Linked DNA regions of Homo sapiens: regions 1, 2 and 4 are each linked to region 3. Evidence: chromatin contacts called from ENCODE Hi-C or POLR2A ChIA-PET data. All regions are on one chromosome and are shown on one strand. Each heading gives the region's core, a stretch centred on a gene start or an enhancer-like site at or near the end of the contact. The rest is flanking DNA. Distances are from core to core; before and after follow the strand shown.

What was found. Hi-C counts contacts between places; a loop is a spot of excess contacts on that map. ChIA-PET counts read pairs that join two places held with the same protein, here RNA polymerase II (POLR2A). Pooled maps may share reads with other maps.
Region 1: a pooled map shows a loop between it and region 3 (5-fold over the local background). The contact joins the enhancer-like site here to the promoter of BCLAF1 in region 3. A Hi-C loop is called at or near these places in 1 of 168 maps with a recorded cell type or tissue (naive thymus-derived CD4-positive, alpha-beta T cell), 1 of 37 single-sample maps with no recorded cell type and 9 of 50 pooled maps. POLR2A ChIA-PET finds 5 or more read pairs at or near these places in 1 of 52 experiments (activated T-cell).
Region 2: a loop to region 3 is called in a map with no recorded cell type, with 7 times the contacts of the local background. The contact joins the enhancer-like site here to the promoter of BCLAF1 in region 3. A Hi-C loop is called at or near these places in 1 of 168 maps with a recorded cell type or tissue (naive thymus-derived CD4-positive, alpha-beta T cell), 1 of 37 single-sample maps with no recorded cell type and 15 of 50 pooled maps.
Region 4: a map of naive thymus-derived CD4-positive, alpha-beta T cell shows a loop between it and region 3 (5-fold over the local background). The contact joins the promoter of HEBP2 here to the promoter of BCLAF1 in region 3. A Hi-C loop is called at or near these places in 1 of 168 maps with a recorded cell type or tissue (naive thymus-derived CD4-positive, alpha-beta T cell) and 8 of 50 pooled maps. POLR2A ChIA-PET finds 5 or more read pairs at or near these places in 2 of 52 experiments (CD4-positive, alpha-beta T cell and naive thymus-derived CD8-positive, alpha-beta T cell).

The regions. Positions count from the first base shown.
Region 1 is chr6:134,234,754-134,237,453 of GRCh38, forward strand. All of the region lies in intron 2 of SGK1 (serum/glucocorticoid regulated kinase 1), which reads right to left. Among named protein-coding and RNA genes, the nearest start is that of SGK1, 82 kb to the right of the region's middle. RefSeq lists enhancers at 1,048-1,207, 1,248-1,537, 1,678-1,727. Within about 2 kb of position 1,383, at least 8 of the 41 ENCODE cell types and tissues checked have a DNase peak (open chromatin) inside an H3K27ac peak, as active enhancers do.
Region 2 is chr6:134,168,880-134,171,579 of GRCh38, forward strand. It overlaps SGK1 (serum/glucocorticoid regulated kinase 1), which reads right to left. Exons shown (of 14, transcript NM_001143676.3): 12 at 2,144-2,299; 13 at 1,947-2,036; 14 at 377-1,556. The coding sequence ends at 1,389. Among named protein-coding and RNA genes, the nearest start is that of SLC2A12, 120 kb to the left of the region's middle. Within about 2 kb of position 1,437, at least 6 of the 41 ENCODE cell types and tissues checked have a DNase peak (open chromatin) inside an H3K27ac peak, as active enhancers do.
Region 3 is chr6:136,288,377-136,291,191 of GRCh38, forward strand. BCLAF1 (BCL2 associated transcription factor 1) reads right to left here and starts at 1,470. Exons shown (of 13, transcript NM_014739.3): 1 at 1,337-1,470. It overlaps LOC124901408 (a long non-coding RNA gene), which reads left to right and starts at 1,638. Exons shown (of 4, transcript XR_007059784.1): 1 at 1,638-1,781. RefSeq lists enhancers at 264-860, 386-505, 861-1,457, 876-995, 942-2,141 and 2 more.
Region 4 is chr6:138,402,922-138,405,621 of GRCh38, forward strand. It overlaps HEBP2 (heme binding protein 2), which reads left to right and starts at 1,302. Exons shown (of 4, transcript NM_014320.3): 1 at 1,302-1,676; 2 at 2,224-2,359. The coding sequence starts at 1,575. It also overlaps the pseudogene MARCKSL1P2. RefSeq lists enhancers at 1-516, 1,038-1,558 and silencers at 718-787, 918-1,767.

The DNA.
Region 1 (2,700 bases), core at 133-2,632, 2.1 Mb before region 3:
TAATCCCAGCTACTCAGGAGGCTGAGGCAGGAGAATGGCTTGAACCTGGGAGGTGGAGGTTGCAGTGAGTTGAGATTGCGCCATTGCACTCCATTCTGGGCAACAAGAGTGAAACTCCATCTTATAAATAGATAAATAAATAAGACTAATTGGAAAACTTGGAAATTATTTAGAAGACAGCTCCAAGGATGGCAAAATGAGTCAAGTATTGGAAAAAAAGACCAATGAGGAGAGGCAAACAAGACATAATTAATTTTCTTGAAGAGAAGACCAAATGACAATTGAAGAAGACAGTCTATGAATTTATAGAGAGCTTTATATACAGACAGGGTTGGTTATCATCGCTGAGTATAAAACAAGGGAAACAGGCTTGGTGTGTAGCATAATGGCTTTGTTCGACACAGTAAAGCTAACTAAATGTCAAAATAAGATGCAGGTGGAGGTTGAGCAGTCTTTTCTAAAGCCATGAATAATAAGATAGCAGCTTCTTTGTATGGCTCTGACTGAAGGTGAGAGATGTGCTATGTAAGCTTTCACATCGCTTCCAGGGCTAAGATTCAGGTCCTTGGGGAATATCTTCCTGAATTCAGGGAGTTAATGCCAACTCTGAAATCAAATTACTGGAACATAGTAAAGAAAGCGGGGGGAGGAAGCAACTAGAATCAAGATGAAAATGTAACTTCAAACCCTGTTTAGAAAAAAATAATGAGATTACTTTAAAATAATAAAATTTATTATTAAAAATTTAGAGAAGTTTTGACAAGGAGGAAGTGGAAAAAATAGATATTTTTATTTATTTATTTATTTATTTATTTATTTATTTATTTATTTATTTTTGAGACAGTTTCCCTCCTGTTGCCCAGGCTGCAGGGCAATGGCACGAGCTCGGCTCACTGCAACCTCCACCTCCAGGGTTCAAGTGATTCTCCTGCCTCAGCCTCTCGAGTAGCTGGGACTACAGGCATGCACCACCATGCCTGGCTAATTTTTTTTGTATTTTTGGTAGAGAAGGGGTTTCACCATTTTGGCCAGGCTGGTCTCAAACTCCTGACCTCAGGTGATCCTCTCTCCTCGGTCTCCCAAAGTGCTGGGATTATAGGTGTGAGCCGCCGCACCTGGCCATAGATATTTTAGATAAGGAACAAGATCAAGCATTAAACTGTGAACAAGGTATTTCTAATTAACTAATTTTTTTTTTCAAACACAGCCTTAGGAAACGTGACTCCAACCATGGAGAGTTTAGGTCAGCCCTGATTTTGAGGCCACATGCTCCATCCTCACAGGTGGGTGAGGTCCCTTAGTTGGTATTGTTTGATGATTCTATTAGTTCTTGACTTTTCTGTATATATTTTAATGTACAGTAAAGGGATTGTAGTATTGGCAGGTTTGTCCCAAAATAGACTGTGAGTCAGTTATGAAGGAGGGGGATTCCAGGAACTAGAATTTAAGAGTGAGGAAGTTAAACACAAATTTACATATGACTCAGTACTAACACATTTTACATAATATTGGGTACTTTCTCTTCCTGTAATTGCCTCTATGCTTCATTTGTTGTTTTCACCAATAGCCCTAAATAAGTGGTTTTAAAAAACATTAAGGGAGGCTGGTAGATCACGCCTGTAAGCACTTTTGGGAAGCTGAGGTGGGCGAATTGCTTGAGCCCAGGAGTTCAAGACCAGCCTGGGCAAGATGGCGAAACTCCGTCTCTACAAAAAATACAAAAATTAGCTGGGCATGGTGACACGTGCCTGTAGCCCCAGCTACTTGGGAGGCTGAGATGGGAGGATCACCTGAGTCTTTGAGGTTGAGGCTGCAAAGAACAACAATCTCCCCACTGCACTCCAGCCTGGATGACAGACCGAGACTCTATCTCAAAAATAAATAAGTAAATAATGAATTTTAAACACACACACACACAGACCCACACACAACCATTAAGGGATGACTAATTTGGGGTGTCTTGCCAGCAATTCAAATGTCTAAAATAGCCTTATTCTAGCATTGAATGTTAAAGCCTTTTTCTTTAGACAGACTAATTGCAGAATGAAATGGTTTGCTACCTGTTGAGCTCCAATTCTCCCCTTCTCAAAAAATCAAGAGGCTATGAACTCGCAAGTGTTAATGGGATTCAGATAGAAGCCATCACTGCTATTTTAAATTTTCCTGTGTCTCCCACTAACATTATATCCAAACATCAAAACATCCACAACAATCATCCCCAAGGTTGCTGCTGTATTATTTATAAATGAACACATTGTTGGGTGAATACATTCCACTTTTGAAATTAATTTTCTTTTTCTTTTTCTTTTTTTTTTTTTTGAGATGGGGTCTCACTCCGTCACCCAGTTTGGAATGCAGTGGCGCGATCTCAGCTCACTGCAACCTCTGCCTCTGGGGCTCAAGCGATCCTCCTACCTTAGCCTCCCAAACAGCTAGGACTGCTGGCACATGCCACCATGCCCGGCTAATTTTTTTGCATTTTTGGTAGAGACAGGATTTCACCATGTTGCCCAGGCTGGTCTCAAACTCCTGAGCCCAGGTGATCTACCCACTCTGGCCTCCCAACGTGCTAAGATTACAGTCATGAGCCACTGTGCCTGGCCTGAAATTAATTTTCACTGGTTTATTTTCATAAAATAACGCTGGACACAGTGGCTCATGCCTGTAATCCCAGCACTTTGGGAGGCCAAGGCAGGCAGA
Region 2 (2,700 bases), core at 187-2,686, 2.1 Mb before region 3:
AATATTTCTGGAAAGAATTACCTGTAACTGAAGACAAGCCAAATGTCAGGACAAATAGTCCAACTTCACAGGACAGGCAATAAATACAGGAAGCATTACTTCATAGCAATCCTTGCAAGATGAGTAAATTGCAAAGGATTTCCTTGGATGGATTTATGAATGACAGACACCATAAAATGCTGCTAAAAAGGCCTGGAACGTAGGTTGGCTTTAAGACCATCCTATACTCCCCTGGAGTCAGAAACCACTGCTGTTGGGAGCAAACCACTAAGCAGGAAATTACAGCAGGATTTTCATGGTTTTCAATTTTAAACTAACCCATGATTACCCCCTTAACCAAAATATACAAAATAACACATGACACAATATATGTAAATATTTTTCAAGGTTTTATTGCAAACCAAAATCAGTTTATCACACACAAAAAAAGTTGTGTGATGGGATGAGGGAAGGATTGTACGTATTATAACCATGTTAATTACAGTACATTAAAATGGTGGTTTACATTACAAATAAGCCTGTAAGTTTAAATATACTAGTGTTATAACCCAATGTACAGACGTTCTTTATACAATACATACAATTATCAGGAATGCAAAAAAAAAAACATAAATAATGCCCATTTTACAGGTGACATTTTAAACAATGAAAAACACCAACGGCTCTGACTGACAACTGGGGCATTGGTCCATAAAAACCCTTTCTAAAAATAGAAATATTTGTAGCAGCAATGCTTTCTTTAAGCATCTGAATACGAGTCATTGCAAGACCATTTCAATAAATTTTAGTTATTAACCGTATCTTACAAAAAAGTCTACACATAAATTTATCTTCCAAATATGGAAGAAACAAACAATGTCCCACGTTGTAGTGTCCTGCAAGTGTCACATTGATGCTTATAACAAAATCCATCTGTGATCAGGCATACCACACTCACACGACGGTTCACACAGCATATCCACAAGGGAAAATAAAGAACTGAAACACTGCGATAGGAAAAGCTTTGGAGCTAACACAATCTCTTCAGAAAAGGCACATTTCATAATATTCGTCATCACAGCCCAGACAGATCTGCAGGAGACCTTTTTTAGAACAGCGTCCGCTTTCTAACGAAACTCCTGCCTCCGTCTAAGGCGGCACTCTAACGCTCGTTTCAGAGATAGCACCACGTTGGAAGGAAGAATAAAAATGAAAACCTCATGAGCTCACTGAGGAGAATGTGCTCTTCAAAAAGCTTCCAGCGAACAGTGTGCAATAAGATTGCTAAGCTTCCAGAGATGTGCAAATTCTCTTGTAAGATGTCCTGTCAGCTGGCGGCTCCACCAAAAGGCTAACTAAAACATTCGGAAACACACATAAAATCCTTTAAAACCAAGCCCTAACAGGGTTCAGAGGAAAGAGTCCGTGGGAGGCGCATAGGAAAAGCCTAGGAAAGCCTCGGCAGCTTCCTTGACGCTGGCTGTGACGAGGACGCTGTCAGGGGACTTGCCAATGGAGTTGGGGACAGGCTCTTCGGTAAACTCGGGGTCAAAGTGCCGTAGGTCGTTGGGCCCACTCTGTGACGGGAAGGGAAAAACACTCTTGTCAAGAACTCACACTAGACACAGGACAGGGAAATCTTGACCAGGCTTTAAATACCAAGTTTAAGTCTTATATCAACTTCCATAATCACCCACTTCAAGCACAAAATCTCAAAAGGCTACACACAGTTAAACATAAGAATAATGTTCACTTGTTGCCTTTTGGTGCTTCGAATTGATAAATGTGTCTAAAAATTATGGGAGCCTTGTTGGGACACAAAAATGTGCTTTTTATGTAGGTAAAATAACAGGTTTATGGAGAAAACATCTGCCAATGTATTCCTTCCAACCCTCCCCCAGACAATTCTGAATTAAAATAAATGCCCTTTGGGCTTCTCTATACTTAGAAGAGAGACAGATACTCACCACATTTGGGTTAAAAGGGGGAGTAATCTTCTTATTAATGAGATCATCCCAGTTAATTAAGGAGAAGAAGACATGACTCTTAATCTCCATCTGTTGATAAGAAACCCAAGATTAATTTAGACAGGTGCATTCAATAAGGGCAGGGAGGTCTAGTGCACGTCCCGGCCGGCCCAGGAGGACAGGAAAACATCACTCACGAAGTCATCCTTGGCCCCGAGCCGCTTTGTCCTGTCCTTCTGCAGGAGGCCCTCCAGGAGGTGTCTTGCGGAATTTGTAATATTTGGTTTCAGCTGGAGAGGCTTGTTCAGAATGTTGTCGTACATTTCAGCTGTGTTTCGGCTATAAAAAGGCGGCTGAAAGAAGGGGAAAATTACTTTAGACTTAATTGGAAGTTTCATATGGCACACATTACCAGTAGAGAAAAAGATATAAACGGCAATAAATATTAGGCTCGATTTGAGAAACTCTCCCCACCTCAATGCTTTCTTTTCCCTTGCTATTTAAGTGTCTACTTTGCAACCCGTGTGTGTGTTTGTGTGTGTGTGTGTGGAGGGTGAGGGGGTAGATGTTAATAAGTGGTAGTTTTTCACCACCACACAGGTTCAATGTGGTCCTATCTAGTAAAATGTGAAATGCACAAAAGAACCAGGTAAGTGATTATTCTTATGAACTATAAAATAACCAATATGCCTCTTAGCTGCTTTTGATAAGCGTACTGGTAAGGGCAAGACACCATGGCCAAGCATGGGCTGTG
Region 3 (2,815 bases), core at 220-2,719:
TACCTATCCTGAATTGGTCATGATCAAACAAAAATACAAAAGCCTTGTAGCAGTTTTTCCTACGTAAAGGTTATTTACTGCCTGAACAGTATCCTAACCATTCCAACTAAAGTCGAACTGAAATGAGAATTCACAAGAGGAACAAGAAATTTTGTTTTGCTTTGTAACACCAAAAAATTTAAAAGAGGCTGTTGCAGTGAGGTACAAGTCTGAAGTAGCTCATCTTTTTCGTCAGTGTTAGCCACACTTGCTTTCAACTTCAGTCTTAATTTGTTTCCAGTTCTAAAATGCTTTTTAAAAAAGTCTGAGGTAGCAAAGTAGCTGCTGGTACTTCAGCTTGATTCTGAAGAAATAAATCTTAAAAGCGAATCAAGCCAACTCATGAATTTAAAATGAAGGCAAAGTCCAATTCGCCACTCCCACCCATTTCTCACACCAGCTGTCCACCAATCGTGGCTGCAACATTTCTGACACGACTAAATGGGCTGAATCACTTGAAAAGACTCGGCTTCGCTAGTACTCATGAAGAACCGCACTTTCAGCCGGATGGGGCAGGGCCACGCTCAGAACCACCAGCTAAGACCCAATCCTCTCGCTAGGGAACCGTAACTAGGCAACCAGCACCAGTCAACAGCGCGCGCTCGCTTCAAAACAGCAGGTTGCCGCGGGTACCGAAATTAACTCCAGAGAACCAGGGTCAGCAGCGAGAGGCAGAACAGAGCACTAAAACCTAGTAGCATCACAAAAACGAGGCATTAACTGACGGGTGGTCTGAAGCCGGAGGGCAGTTTTAAAGACCACGCGAAAAGGGGTAGACCTACTCAACGCACTTTGCTGCGGGTCACAGTTATTTTCTCAAAACCCCACAGGCCACGAAGAAAGGTGGCAGTCCCAGCCAATGAGAGGCGGACACAAGTTGCACCTCCAGCGGCCGTCGGCGCCATAGGCGGGGGAGAGAAAAATGAACGAGCGCGCGTGCGCGGAGCGTTCAGTCGGGCGCGCGCAGAGGTACGGGCTGAAGAAATGGGGGAAGGGTGGAAGAGGAAGATATGCGCACGCGCACGGGAGGCCGCGCGGGCTGTGGGTCTCCAGGCAGGTTCGCAAACACGCGCGCGCCCGCCGTTAGCACTGCTCAGCGCCCCCGCCCGGCCTTTTCGGCCCGTAGTGCCTCGAAAACCTGAGAGAAGCTAACGAAAAAACGCATAAATAACGGCGCAACGTCTCCTTGGTTCTCCTTTCGCCGCCAACCCGACACCACCCACAAAAGAGTCAAAAATATGGCCTGTCCTCGGTCTTCACTGCCCCTGGAGTAACTTGAATACATTGCGAGGCCTACCTGACACGCCGAATCGCGGTTCCGGGAATTTATCTCCGTTGCAACCACACAGCGGCCATTTCCCGACTCAAGAACGCGAGGAAAACCATAGAGCTACCTTCGACGCGCTAGCACGTCTCCGTCACTTCCGATCTGGGGCGTGGCCTCGGGTGCCGCTAAATATGCGGGCAAGCCCCGCCCACCCTTCCGCTCCGGTCCGGCTTCCTGGCTGCTATTAAGATGTTGCCTGCGGCCTTCTGGGAAGTCGCGTGGCTGGTCTCGCGGGAAGATGTGACGGCTCCGCCCTCTGGCCCGTAGCGTCAGCCTTGGCCGGAGAGGCGGTAGAGTAGGGTGGGTGTTTTGTCAGGCCTGAGTTAGCTTCGCCATACGGCGCTTTTCGCTGGTGTCTCTGCCTCGTTCTGAGTAGACCCCCTAGACCTCACCGCCGCCCCTGCGTTTTACCTCAGTAAGCTCGTCTGGTCTGTTCTTTCTGTGGGGCCGGCTCAGACCAGGCAAAAAACAAAAAGACAATCCCACACTGAGGAAAAGACCAGGAGGCAAGACGTGGCTGTAATTGCAGACACGCTGCTCCCTCAGCCAGCAAGCGCCACTTTTCCTCTTGGACGCCTAACTGGAGATTAGAAAATGTGGCTTTTGGTTTGCTATTAAATTCGGCAGACGCACTTAGTTGAAAAATGGCCACGATCTAAATCCCTTTCGTGGCGTCTGATCAAATCGGAGCTCAAGCCGCAGCAGCCGGAAACCTCTTAGGCTGCTCGTGCCAAAGAAGGCCGCCCTTCTGGCGGCGTGATGACAGCTTTACCACATCGGCAACGTTGGCATAGGCATGAAAAAATAAAGAGCACGAAGCAGTTGAGCTTTCAGCCTGTGACGATGATTTGTGGCAGCCGAGGAACACAGCCCAACGTAGCTTGGTTGTCCAGAATTATAAGTCAGATTATAAATAGGCAAGCCACATTCGATTTGAATAGAATTTAAATAACAGCCGTAGCACATTTTGCATTAATACTTCTCCGGGCTGCACTTTCTTAGGGCCTAAAACCGCTATTGCTTTGATGTTTAGAGATGTTAACTACCTTGATGGATTTCAGACTTGTAATTAGCAACCAGGGTGTCAGTGAGTGAATCGAAACTAGGATTGGGCCCTGGTTGTGAATTTAACACTGTGCTTAGAGCATTCTTTCTTCACAGTCCAGTTTACCAGCTGAACTAGAAAAACGACAACATTTTCATGGAGTGAATCGTAGGTTTTTTATTGTACAGTCTGTCCCTCACCCCATTACCACCTCAGGATGTGGACACAGAAATCCTTGGCCTTTTTGTTGTGCCCTGATGTCCCAAGCATTCGCAGGTTCTCAGAAATATTTGTTGAGTGAATGAACTATATTTAAAAAAAAAACAACTAAGGGCTCAATACACGTCTGCTATTCTGCATGTATTGGGAGTCGGGGCGCTCCCAATACATGCTGTTATTCATTT
Region 4 (2,700 bases), core at 52-2,551, 2.1 Mb after region 3:
TTATTTATTTATTTATTTATTTTAGACAGGGTATCACTCTGTTACCCAAGCTAGAGTGCAGTGGCGCAATCTCGGCTCACTGCAGCTTCGACCTCCCCAGGCTCAAGCCGATCCTCCCACCTCAGCCTCCCGAGTAGCTGAGATCACAACCCCAGCACACTCAGCTTTTTTTTTTTTTTTTTTTTTTTTGGAAGGCAGCTATGCTCTCCACTCTACTATCAACGCTATTTTATTGTATTTTTGTAGAGACGGGTTTTCGCCATGTTGCCCAGTCTGGTCTCGAACTCCTGGGCTCAAGCGATCACCCCTGTCTTGGCCTCCCAAAATGAAGGGATTACAGGCGTGAGCCACCGTGCCTGGCCTTGAAAGGCAATTTCGTCTTCTTGGAAGTCTCCTTGCGAGGGAGGGAGCCTCCCCTTTGGCCTCAGCACCCTGGCTAGGGGGTGCTGGCTCCATGGCATTGCCAATGGTCCCGGCTGCCTCTTCTGTTCACAGGGGCCTACTCCCCTTCACCCTTGGGGGATGTCACCATTGCTTTTCACGTGGCCACCCTCCTGTCCGTTGGCTTTCGCGTGGGGAGTGCCTGCTGCCTCTGCGGCGGTCACGTCGCCCCGGAGAGCCTCGGAGCTCTGGCTGCCCACGATGGGAGTCCTCTGGGGGGCGCCGGAGCCGTGCCGGGTCCCCGCCGCAGGGGACAGTAACGCGGAGTCGGCCTGGCCGGCGGAAAGGGGGTGCTGGGGAACAGAGCCGCACCCCACTCGGCTCGGGAAAGCCCTGGTAACCAAAATTCTTGAAAAGCACTAGTGTCTGGCCTCGGCACTAACTCTCCCCGAGTCTCGTTAAGCCTGCGGGGATGACTCAGAGGGTCTGGGGTCCTGTCGGGGAAAAGTTCAGAAACCAGAACAGTTCCAGATTCTCTCCATGTGTCTGTGGTCCCACCACCTCCTCCGCAAGGGACCCTGAAAGCTGTCTGGGACCTAGGACAACTTCTTGGGATGAGTACGGCCATTCGCCCTGGCTGAGCCCCAGGAGTGCGGGCAGGGGCCGCGGGGGTCGGGTCGCCAGCCGCCACCTCCTGCCTTTCTCTGCCTGCGGTGCGCTGGGACACCCTCGAGGCGGCTCAGCGCCCGCGGTTCCCAGCGCGGGCGGGGCCGCGGCAGAGGTTCCCAAACCGGTTGCACAGAAACAGCGCCACCCCCTACTGCCCGCGGGGCCACCTGTGTGTGCCTTTCCTTCAAAAACAAAGGCGGGGCGGGGGCGGAAGTGCCTCAAAAGAAGGCGGGCCGAAGCGAGGTGCGGCTCCCTGTCGCCGCGGAGGGGCGGGGGCAGGACGCGCAACTCCGGCCGGAGCTGTCCGGGGTCGTGAGCCGGCCCCGCCTTGGTGGCGGCGCCCCCTCGCGGTCCAGAGGCAGACGCATCGGGTGGGCTCGGGTCTCCAGCCCGGCCGGGAGGAGGGACCGGGTCTGCGGAGCGGGGACTCGGGGCCTCGGCGGGGCGCGCACACGCAGGCGGGGCGGCCCGGGGTGCGGGGCCTCTGCGCGGCTGACCAGGCTCCCAGAGCGTCAGCGCCGCCCATGGCCGAGCCGCTCCAGCCAGACCCCGGGGCGGCCGAGGACGCGGCGGCCCAAGCTGTGGAGACGCCGGGCTGGAAGGCCCCGGAGGACGCCGGCCCCCAGGTAGGCGCCGACTCGGGAGCGGAGGGGCTGGGCCCGCCTTCCGGCTGATTTGCAGTGAGGCCAGCGGGTCCCATAGAGTTAAGTAAAAAGTACAGTTTTTTAAATGGTCCCAGTCCCTACCCACTATGCTACGCAAACGAGAAACCCCGGTCATTTAGCTCTACCCTCCCCGCTACCCCCAGTGCAGGTCCCATCTCAATTTCTTGTCTTTGCGGGGTGGTGGGGCGGGGAGGAACTGGTTACGTCCCAGAACGCGCGGTGGAACCCTCCGAACCGAGGGGGTGTAATAGATGCTTGTCTGAAAGTGTGAATCGAGTCCCCAGCGTGTGGGGTTGGGGCCGCTGCGGTCCCTAATCGCAAGGAGGGGAACCTCGTGGAGGGGAACCTCCCAGACCTAAGGAGCGGGGACCTCAGGCCGGACCCCGGGGCGGTGCAGCCCCTAGACAGGACGGCTCCAGGTCGACCCGAGATCATGGCACCGGTATTTTTGCATCTCACTCCTACCCTCTTAGAATTGCTTCTCGAAGTTTTCTCTGTTCCACTTTAGCCCGGAAGTTATGAGATCCGACACTATGGACCAGCCAAGTGGGTCAGCACGTCCGTGGAGTCTATGGACTGGGATTCAGCCATCCAGACGGGCTTTACGAAACTGAACAGCTACATTCAAGGCAAAAACGAGAAAGGTAAAAGCAGTTTTCCTTGTAATTATGCATATTGTGAAAGAGTCCCCGGGCTTATTATTGAGTTTTAGCTTATTAAAGAAATATCCTTTATAATGGAAAAATAAGCAAGTCATCAAAGACTTGTCTTGTTTTCAGACAAGACTCCTCAGGACCAGGGTTACACTGGGTATTACTTTTCAACCTCTGTTCTCTGATTTTGCTGGATGAACTGGGGTTTGGTGTAACTCGTGATAAGTCCTTTTCTATGGCTAACACCTCAAGATAATTTGGTGACTGGTAGGATCAGAGACGTCAGGAGGCAAGAAGGTACCAAGATTAGAAGCATCAAGTCATAGCTTTTG